2 separate regions of the Homo sapiens genome follow, and region 2 is linked to region 1. A link is a contact called in ENCODE Hi-C data. All regions are on one chromosome and are shown on one strand. The core of a region is the stretch at or near the end of the contact, and the rest is flanking DNA. Distances in the headings are between cores, read along the strand shown. Region 1 holds the start of AIP (AHR interacting HSP90 co-chaperone). Region 2 holds the start of KLC2-AS2 (KLC2 antisense RNA 2).

Region 1 (5,211 bases), core at 1,335-3,834:
GAGGCAGGAGAATTGCTTGAACCTGGGAGGCAGAGATTGTGCCATTGCACTCCAGCCTGGGCAACAAGAGTGAAACTCCATCTCAGAAAAAAAAAATAAAATAAAAAATAAAAAAAAATTTGCAATCATTCTCCAAGCCCACAAGTGATCTAATTCTCCAGTACTCCAGTACATCAAGGCAAGAAAACCCCAGACTACAGAAAGCCCTCTGTCCTTGTGATAAGGAAGGGGGTCTAATTGAGCTGGTTAACACAAGCCTCCCATAGACAAACTAAAAGAGCACCCTAGAACACACGGAGCTGTAAATATTCACCCCTAGACACTGCCATGAGGTCGGAGCCCACAGCCTGCCCATCTGTATGCTCCCCCAGAGGTCTGAGCAGCGGGGCACTGAAGAAGCGAGCCACTCCCCCATCGCACGCCCTGCGAGGGAGACAAGGGAACTTCCCGTTTCAAATGCATGATGTGTTCAAGAGCAGCAATGCCAGTGTGGCAGAGCAGAGTGAAGGAGGGGGTGGGGTACACCACAGGGTCAGCAGGGGAGCTCACCCAGGTCAGTAGGGGTGGACCTCACAGGGCCTGTAGGCTATGGTGAGGCCTCTGTTTTTCACTCTGTGATGGAAGCCACTGAGTGGCTCCGAGCAAAAAAGGAATTGAATCTGGCATGGGCTCGGCTGCTGGGACGAGAACAGACCACAGAGGGACAAAAGAGGCAGGAGAGTTAGAGGTCGCTGCAGTAACCCAGGCTGGAGATGAGGATGGCCTGGACCCAAGCAGTGATGGCAGAAGTGGTGAGAACTCAGATCCTGGCTGGATATTGAGGATGTGATGTTGGATGTGAGACTGGGAGGACCACAGAGATGCTAAGGTTTTTGCCCTGAACAACGGGAAGGTTGTTGGTTCCCCTGACACGGAGAAGCCTCAGGTGGAGCAGGTTAAGTGTGAGTTGCCAACCAGGCTTCCAGGTGGATATGGTGAGTAGGGAGCTATATATCAGGTTTAAGAGACAGTTAATGACTGGAGAGCTGCATCTGGGAGTAATCCGGGCAGGGAGAGTTTTTAGAGATAACACTGGGGGTGGGTGCAGAGAAAAGAGGTTTGGAGATTGAACTCTCGACAGGATATGGTTAGAGGAGCCCACGCTCTTAACTGCCGCACCATGCTGCATCTCTGAAGTCAGTTTCCACATCGGTAAAACGGAATCAACAACAGTACCTATCTCACATTGTAGGAAATAAACGTGTGAAGCATGTAGCACAATGTTCGAATAGTGAGCACTCAATCAGTGCTGGCGATTGGTTATTTAACACCACCTGTTTCTGATCTTGGGGTGCCATTGTTCACATCTCTCCTTCTGATGTCTGTTCCATCCAGGATCCCCCTTGCCAGCCCCTTCTTCCAACGCCACCAACCCCCCAGCACATGGGGGCATGAACCCACACCACACATCCTGTCTCTTCTTAGAGAAGATATCTTTTCATACAGCGGATCACTCCAGCCATGCAGCTCCCCTCTGCTCTCAGGGCACTTATACTGCACTGGGCTAGGATGCTTAGCTGCCCGATTCGGCACGGTGCTGGCCAGGGGGCATGTGCTCATTTGCTCAATGTGCATGTCCTGCCTGACTGCTCTGCTGGGCACAGGGGCTGCCCCTGGGAGGTTCCCTACTCTGCAAACAAGTGGCAGCTGGGAAAAGCACTCCGGGAGGAGGCAACTACAGGAGAAGCAGGGAAGCCTGGAGTTGTAGGTTGGGGGAGAAGCGGGCAGAGGGGCTGGATCTGGGGGCCTGGCAAAAAGGAGAAAAGTGGGAGGTTCTTTACTTCCCAACCCTCATCTGTCCCAACAAGCCCCTAGTGCAGCAGGAAGGCTGCTAAAGAGTCCCTGTCTGGGAGACCTGACCTCTGGGCCCGTTCTCCGGCTTTGCACGTCCCAGGGTCTTGGTTTTCCACTCTAAACAGCGGCAGTTGGTCTAAGTGTTTTCAGAAGGCCCTTCCATCTACAAAGGATCATGAGCCTTGAAACCCAGATACCCGAGGACCACTCCCGGCCCTGGGTTTCCTCCAGCGTGGGGTCTGCCCAAGCACTGAGATCAACCCCCAACCCCAACCCGCTTGTGATGACTGACGGCCTCCCCCACCAATGCTGCTACAAGGCCGAGCCAGGGGGCGGGGCAGACAGGCCCGAATTCACCCCCTACTTAAATTCAGCCCAATCAGCGTCGAGTTCTGCATGTGAGCGGTAGGGGCAGTGGACGCTGCCCTCTGGGCATGCGCAACCTCTCGCCTAAGGCCTCCTCCCGCCTCGCATGCGCACCACGCCGCAGAGGGGGAGAAGGGTAGGGTAGACACGAACCTTGGTCCCATCTTGAAAGTCCGGGAGCTCTCCTCGGCCTTCCTGTATCACACGTTTTTGGATCCCGTCCTCCCGGAGTCTTGCGATGATATCCGCCATCCTCCTTCCCCGCTGCTCCCTTTCGGCAACTTCCGGACTCGCTCGGTAGCTTCCGGACTTGCTTCGGCAACTCCTAGCACCTCGGCAGCTTCCGAGCTAGCGCCATTTTGGTTGAGGGCAGAAGCCAAAAGGGACTGAGCGTGGAAACGGATGGTGATTGGTTCTCTGCGCTGGGGCTGAGCGCGCGCGTCTGCTCGGGGGCGGAGCCTAGGAATGTCTCGGGGCTGGACCCCAGCCTGTCAAGGAGGAAGGGCCGGGGTCCGCGGGCCGGGCGGGACGAGGACGTCCCTAACAATTGTCATTGAATTGATTGGGACTGCGGCCGTGTGGCACTTTGTTTGAAGTTGTGGATGGAATATAACAGCACTGCAGAGTTAGGAAAATGAAAAAAAAAAAAAACACCCGTAAGCCACACCCTCAAAGTGTTATGATTTTTGTGTATTTTCTTCCGGCTTTTTCTCTTTCGCATATCTAGTATGATTGTCGGGACTCTTGCATCCTGGATCTTCCTCTTTCAAAAAATAAAAAGAGGAAGAGGGAAAGAAAGGTGGAGAAGGAGACCAAGAGAGCCCATTGCGGGGTCGGAAATGAGTCATAGTTGTGCCCAATTAATATTAGGGAATAATCGATGAATGATAGAAATGAGGTACTTTAGCGCCGGGCGCGGTGGCCCTGTAACCCCACCACTTTGGGAGGCCGAGGCGAGAGGATCGCTTGAGCCCAGGAGTTCGAGGCTGCAGTGGGCCGTGTTCGTGCCACTGCACTCCAGGCTAGCCGACAGAGCGAGATGCTGTCTCAAAACAAAACAAAAAAAAAAAATTAAATTAAAAGAAAAGAGAAATGAGGTACTTTGGGGCTAAAACAACTTTTGTTTTTCTTTTTTTGAGACGGAGTCTCGCTCTGTCACCCACGCTGGAGTGCAGTGGCACAATTTCAGCTCACTGCAAGCTCTGCCTCCCGGGTTCACGCCATTCTCCTGCCTCAGCCTCCCGAGCAGCTGGGACTACAGGCGCCCGCCACCATGCCCGGCTAATTTTTTGTATTTTTAGTAGAGACAGGGTTTCACCGTGTTAGCCAGGATGGTCTCAATCTCCGGACCTCGTGATCCGCCCACCTCGGCCTCCCAAAGTGCTGGGATTACAGGCGTGAGCCACAGCGCCCAGCTGATATGAAACATTCTAAATAAAATACTAGGCTAATTGAATTCACTAATGTCATGTAAAAATGCATCAGTATGGGGCAGGTGTGGTGGCTTATGCCTCTAATACCAGCACTTTGGGAGGCCAAGGCAAGTGGATCTCCTGGATCTCCTTGAGCTCACAAGTTCAAGACCAGCCTGGACAACATGGCAAAATACCATCTTCACCAAAAATACAAAAAATTAGGTGGTGTGGTGGTGCACGCCTGTGGTCCCAGCTACTCAGCAGGCTGAGGCTGGAGGATTGCTTGAGCCCAGGAGATGGAGGTTGTAGTGAGCCAAGATCGCACCACTGCACTCCAGCCTGGGTGATAGAGTGAGACCCCATCTCAAAAAAAAAAAAAAAGCATCAATATGCTAAGTGAAATAACAGTACCAGTCACATACAGGAAAATACTGTATTATTCTACTTATGTAAGGTACCTAGAGTAGTCAGATTCACAAAGACAGAAAGCAGGGCCGGGCGCGGTGGCTCACACCTGTAATCCCAGCACTTTTGGAGGCCAAGGCAGGCAGATCACCTGAGGTCAGGAGTTTGAGACCAGCCTGGCCAACATGGAGAAACCCCATCTCTACGAAAAATACAAAAATTAGCTGGGTATGGTGGCACGTGCCTGTAATCCCAGCTACTCGGGAGGCTAAGGCAGGAGAATCGCTTGAACCCAGGAGGCAGAAGTTGCATTGAACCAAGATCGCGCCACTGCACTCCAGCCTGGGCGACAGAGCAAGACTCCATCTCAAAAAAAAAAAAAAATGACAGCAGAATGGTGATTGCCAAGGGCTGGGGGCAGGGGGGTGGGAAATGGAGACTTGTTCTTTGATGAGTGTAGAATTTCTGTTTTGAAAGACGAAACTGTTCTGGAAATTGGTTGCATAACAGTGTGCATATACTTAACGCCACTGAGTATACACTTCAAAACGGTTGAGATGGTAAATTTTATGTTATGTTATGTGTATTTTACCACAATTAAGAATAATTTTTTTGCCGGGCGTGGTGGCTCACGCCTGTAATCCCGGCTCTTTGGGAGGCTGAGGCAGGTGGATCACCTCAGGTCAGAAGTTCAAGACCAGCCTGGTCAACATGGTGAAACCCCGTCTCTACTAAATATACAAAAATTGGCCAGGCGTGGTGGCGGGCACCTATAATCCCAGCTACTCAGGAGGCTGAGGCAGGAGAATCGCTTGAACCCGGGAGGCAGAGGTTGCAGTGAGCCGAGATTGCACCATTGCACTCCAGCCTGGGCAACAAGAGCGAAACTTCATTCCAAAAAAAAAAAAGAATAATTTTTTTTTCCGGGCTGGCACGGTGGCTCACGCCTGTAATCCCAGCACTTTGGGAGGCCGAGGCGGGCAGATCACGAGGTCAAGAGATCAAGACCAGCCTGACCAACATGGTGAAACCCCGTCTCTACTAAAAATATAAAAATTAGCCAGGCGTGGTGGCAGGCGCCTGTAATCCCAGCTACTCAGGGAGACTGAGGCAGGAGAATCGCTTGAACCCAGGAGGTGGAGGTTACAGTGAGCCGAGATCACACCACTGCACTCCAGCCTGATGACAGATC
Region 2 (5,290 bases), core at 236-2,735, 1.2 Mb after region 1:
CTCAAAATAAAAAAAAAAAAAGGCAAAAGGTAATCACATTTAATATACTTGAGTTCCAACCTGTGGACGGACCCTGTGTGAAGTACTTTAAATGCATCATCTCATTTAATCTTCACAACAGTTCAATGAAGTCAGTTTTGTCATTGTCAACTAATGAGGAAACCAGAGGCCAGAGAAGGGAAGTGACTTGCCCTAACTTACACAGTTTATCGCTTTAAGACTCAAACCAGGTTTCTCAGACTCCAAAGTCCCTTCGAGAGCCTGCTGGTTCCCTTCTCTGTTCCCCTCCCAATCCAGCTCAGAGCTTCACCCTTCCCCAAGGAAATCTGAGACCTGGATGTGGAGTAGAAAAAGGAAGTGGCAGAAAAGGAAGAAGATAACTGATACTTGGGGAAAACTATTAGTCCTGGGCATGAGATGTGGGCCACCTACCCGCAGGGGGAGTGACCAAGAGTGAGGAGAGTTTGAGGACCAGAGAATCCCACAGGAAGGGGGAGAGCAAATTCCATATTCATCTAAACTTCACAGGCAGTGTGACAGCCAAGGGAAGGGGTGTGACGGTGGCGTTGGGGGCCTGAGCAAAAGCGAGGAGAGGGCGGGAAAGGACGGACCGGCGGGAGCGACAGGACAGCGCGACCCAGGCAAAGGGTAGGAGGCAGCCCCGGAAGAGAGGACCTGCGGGAGACGCGACCCAAGCGGCGCTTCGGGGCCTCCCGCGTAGTTGGCTAGCTTCTGGGCCGGCCCCAGGAGCCGGGCTTCAGGAGAAAGAGAAGGGTAGAGGGATTCACTGCCCGACCTAAAGGGCCCAAGCCTGAACCCGAGACCAGAAACTATCAAGACGGGCTCCAAAACTCCGGGACAGTTGTCAAGCAGCAGGTGGGGAAACTGAGGCCTGAAGTGACCGGGACTGCGGGGTCATCTGACCGATAAGGCCTGGTAGGACCGATGTCTCGAGCTCCAAGAGCTGCCCCTGGGGGTCGCCACGTCTGGGCCCCGGGTGCGAGGGCTCGGGGTTTTGAGCCGGGGTCCTGGGGCCCCTGGGGGGAGGGGCAGAACCCGGATGTGGGGGGGGGTCAGCGGAAGAGGGACCCGGATGTGGGGGCGCCGCACAGTCCTGACCCGGGCCAGACAACCCCGGTAAGCGTACAGCCCTGTATTCGGGATCGAGGCTGCGCTGGACGGCGCGGGCGGGGCTCACTCACTATTCGGGGTTCATGGCGGCGGCGGCGGCCCGCTCGGTCGCTCCCAGTCGACTCTGCTCCGCCTCCCGTTCCAAGATGGTGGCCGCTCCGCCCCAGAGGCCCCGCCCGCGACGCGCAGGCGCAAACGTCTTCTTCTCAGGCCTCGCCGCGCTGATTCCCGGAACTTGTAGTCTAAGACGTTCTCCAACTCAGCCCCGCTGCGCAGGCGTAGTCGGGGAGCCCGCGCCTCCGCGCCCACTCCCATCACTGCTGGCGCATTGCCTTCTGGGGCTTGTAGTTTGCACTCCGGACGCACTCAGGCTTGAGGACAGTGCTGGAAAGCCTGACCGCGACTCGGTGTTTAGAAAGCTCAATTTAGGGCTGGGCTTGGCACGTTTCACATCTGTCTGACGGAGGTAGTCATCCTTGCCCTCCCAATACCCACGTTGTGAACATTAAATGAGAATGTGGGTTCTAGTAAGACTAATAAAAGTACATTTGTCCAGGGTTCTTCGTGTACTGGGCAGTCCTAACTCGCAGCCGCGCGTCATCACCCGCATTTCATAGATGAAAAAACTGAGTCTCGGGAAACTCACTCAAGGTCAAAAACTTTGTGAGGAGCAGAGCTCATAAGAGCCCGCGGTCTCCAGAACCCCACAAGTGAGTGTTTTAGGGAAAGCCTGACTTGTGGGCCCCTCACGCAATTCCGGGGTGGGGCACAATATCTGGGCCCAGCTGCGCGGACAGCGGTTGAGCGAGACACACTGTCCCCCACTCACGCACGACCCTTCCCGGCTCCACCCCAGTCTAGAGACGCTGGGGGCCCCCGACCTCCGTCTCAAAACAAGCCCAGCTCAGATTTAAACCGTCTTTATTTCTACAGCAACATCTGAAAATATGAGAGCAGCCGCCTCACCCGCAACAGGGGGAGCCCCTCCTGCCACCAGGGGACCGTCGCCGCCCCTCGCGAGAAGCTGCAGGCGTGGGGGGAGGCGAGGCAGGATGGCTCGGTGGGCGGTGCCCGGGGCGGGGTCGGCCGTGCCTGGGCGGGGCCGGGTGGGAGGGGCAGTGCATAAGGCCGGGATGCGGGGCAGGGCCCGGCGGTGGGAGGACGGACTAAGGGGAGGTCCCCGTCCTGGGCCACGGGGCGATGGCGCGGGTAGGACGCATCCCTCAGAGGCCAGGAGGAGCGCGAGAAGGTCCCAGGACCCCCTTGGGAGGCGCCGCTCCCGAGAATGTAGAGCCTGGGAGATACCACCGCACGGAATGGGGGTGATTAAGGCCTGGGCGGTACCACTAGAAGAGGGACGAGGGGAGGCCCGGGTAGTACCGTGGACTGAAGGGAGGCGCGCGGCCAATAACTTATTTCTCTATATACAGAAGCAACGGCCGGGTTGAGTCGGGAGGGAGGGCGAGGGTGCCGAAGGGCCGGCGAGTGCTTAGTGTTCTTGGCTCTGGGGTCTGGGGAGGCCAGGCCACTGAGTCTATGGTGGAGACTCCAGCCGGCACCTCCTGCTGGCCCGAACCTAGGGAAGAGGGCCCTGCTGGAAGGAATAAATAAGGGATGGAGCTGGAGTGGGCAGGCCCAGCCTCCAGGGCTCAGGCTGAGATGACAAGGGAGAAGGTTACCCTGAGATTGAACAGAAAAGACAGGGGCTGTGGGAGAGACAGGCGGGACAAGCAGCAGGCCCATGCGCAGGGCTGGGGTGAGGGGGGTGTGCCAGGTGGGCGCTCTGGTGACTGGCTGCCCCTTCAGCATTAGCCCACCAGGGAGCTTCGTCGGGAGAGGTCCATGGAGCTGGAGCTGAGAGTGCGGCTGTCAGAGAGACCTGTGCCTCCAGGCTGTGGGCAGAGGGGGCAGGTGGCTCAGCCCTGTGCTGCTGCCAGTCTGTGCCTCCCTGGCCTGAAGGGGTCTGACCTGGCAGAGGCAGCCGGAATCCCTGAGCTGGGCAGAGGCAATGGCAGTTCTGACCCAAGGCCACACCCTGGTGCCCTGACACTCCCGTCCATCTCCACAGTGACGGTGTTAGCACTGGCCGTTTACACGTCCACCCCCAGGAGAGGCTGGGTTCCCCTCGTGTCTCCCCGTTGTCCAGCCCAAAGTAGGCCTGAGACAGAGCCAGGAACTGTTGCTGGATGAAGAGGCATGCTGGAGGGAAGCTTGGCAGCACGCATGCAGCCCCGGCCGCAGCTGCCCAGTGCCCAGACACCCGCCTGCCCCTACCTGGGTCGGCTCTTCCACGCTCTTGTTGAGGAAGTTGAGGGAACTGGCCCGCTTCATCCTGAGGGAAAAGGACAGCCTGGGATTTGCCCAAGGAGGAACTCACGGGAGATGGGGGCAGGGAGAAGGGTGGGGCTGGGGAGGGAACAGACTGGTGGGTGGTGGAGCCTGAGAGGGATGGGGAGGTTGCCTGGGGTCAGTGGGGCACACTCTGGGTCAGGAGCTCATCCGGGGTTGCTGGGTGGTTCTTGAGGCTCACCTTGGTGGGGGGCTCACCTGGGGTTAGGGGGCTCCTGGGGGGTGCCCCCCTGCAGCTTCTTTACCAGCATCTCACTGCTGCGCCTCAGGGCATCCCGGAGTTTCCCAAAGGAACCGCTGCGCCTCAAGGAGCCACTGCCATCCTGCAGGTGGACAGGCTTGCCTCTAGGCCCCGCTGGCCACCTAGGCTCCCAGCCCGACCCGGCCCAGGCCCCGGACTCACCCCATTCCACTCAGCTGTAGGTCCCACGTCCTCGAGGTCAGACTCAGACCGAGGCCCGGCACCCCCAGCCATGTCTCGGCTGCTGCGGCGGTCTCCCCGCCTGCCACTGCCATCTTTCAGCAGTTCTACCACCTTGGTCTGGCTTGCGGGGTCCAAACCCTGAGGGAGGGGCAGGGGCATCAGGCAGTGAATGGACCACACCCAGGGCCACACAGGTGTCTGCCCACCCCCTCCTGCATGGAGCCCCACCTGCTTGCGGTTACGGCTGGCACAGTCCTCTAGTGTGTGCGCGGCTTCCAGCTTGCCCTGGCGCCGGTATAGGGCCCCCAAGCTGCGCAGGGTGGTGTTGACTGTGGGGCTGTGGATGGGACAGTCTCAAACTCCATGTTCCCCCAGACCCAGGGCCCATCCTGGCACCCAGCCCACAGTGGGCCCTGAGGAAGCATGGACCTCCGGGGTAGCCAGAATCCATTCCTTCCCATGTCAAGCCCTGTGCTGGGCCCACCCAGCCTCTTCTGTCCTGGGGAAATCACCCCAGGGCTGGGGACCTGGCCCCAGGGCCCTCATGGGATGTTGTCACCAGGACCAAAAGCTGGGAGACCCAGAGCCAGAGAATTAGGCTGAGAATTGGGAGACAGAGCCTTCTTGGGACAGGTGACCTGTGAGTTGGGCCTTGCCAGATGAGCAGCAGAGGAGGGGTGTGTTGGGGGTGAGAGTATGGAATGTGGAGCCCGCCCTGCCGTGCCCTGCTCCCCAGCCCAGCCCCGCCCCACTCACCTGTCTACTTTACAGGCCTTGTACCAGCTGCCGTATTCCCCATAGGGGGCGCTGTCCCGGCGCTTATCCTGGAGGAAAGAATGGTCACAAGAAGTGAGAGCAGGCCCCCCTCTGCACATCCCAGCCTCCCCTGACAACCGCCCAGCCTGCCCCACAGAGCTACCTTGCTTTCCTCCCGCTCCTCTGCGTGCATCCAGATGGGCTTGTTGTCCCCTGGGGAGAGAAAGGGGACTGTCACCAGCCTACCATATAGGTCTCACCTGGTTGGGCTGGACACAGGACTGGGGTCAGGGGAGGGGAGACCACGGTTGGGCTTCGTTGAATGCATGAACAAGAGTAAGACCCAAAACACTGCTGACCCTCTTCTGGACAGAGATGAGCAGAACAGACCCTTGCACCTCAGGCCACAGCCCAAGACATGTGCTAGGCCTGAATGATGGGCCAGGCTCCGAGGGACTCAGGAGCAGATGACTGACCATCCGGGGCCAGAGGTGGTTTCCCAGAGTGGGAGACACTGGGGCAGGCCCTCAAGGTGAGCAAGAATCGCCAGTGGAGAAGGGGGATGCAAAGGCGTGTGAGGCCCTAGCAGGCCAAGGGGGCTGCGTGAGTTGGGTGTGTGCTCATGTGTGC

Evidence for each region. A loop is a pair of places that touch in the nucleus more often than their neighbours do. Pooled maps may share reads with other maps.
Region 2: a pooled map shows a loop between it and region 1 (8-fold over the local background). The contact joins the promoter of KLC2-AS2 here to the promoter of AIP in region 1. A Hi-C loop is called at or near these places in 4 of 50 pooled maps.

The regions. Positions count from the first base shown.
Region 1 is chr11:67,480,399-67,485,609 of GRCh38, reverse strand. It overlaps AIP (AHR interacting HSP90 co-chaperone), which reads right to left and starts at 2,584. Exons shown (of 6, transcript NM_003977.4): 1 at 2,353-2,584. The coding sequence starts at 2,451. RefSeq lists enhancers at 1-30, 486-535, 2,683-2,742.
Region 2 is chr11:66,264,606-66,269,895 of GRCh38, reverse strand. KLC2-AS2 (KLC2 antisense RNA 2) reads left to right here and starts at 1,485. Exons shown (of 3, transcript NR_186342.1): 1 at 1,485-1,597; 2 at 1,688-1,841; 3 at 2,065-2,347. It overlaps KLC2 (kinesin light chain 2), which reads right to left. Exons shown (of 16, transcript NM_001318734.2): 10 at 4,824-4,873; 11 at 4,661-4,728; 12 at 4,133-4,241; 13 at 3,884-4,042; 14 at 3,679-3,803; 15 at 3,406-3,463; 16 at 2,036-3,023. The coding sequence ends at 2,940. It overlaps RAB1B (RAB1B, member RAS oncogene family), which reads right to left and starts at 1,257. Exons shown (of 6, transcript NM_030981.3): 1 at 1,203-1,257. The coding sequence starts at 1,216. KLC2-AS1 (KLC2 antisense RNA 1) reads left to right here and starts at 4,210. Exons shown (of 6, transcript NR_186327.1): 1 at 4,210-4,544; 2 at 4,676-4,753; 3 at 5,034-5,192. RefSeq lists enhancers at 157-1,038, 1,199-1,528, 1,649-1,698, 1,999-2,048, 2,805-3,687 and silencers at 2,159-2,478, 2,499-2,548.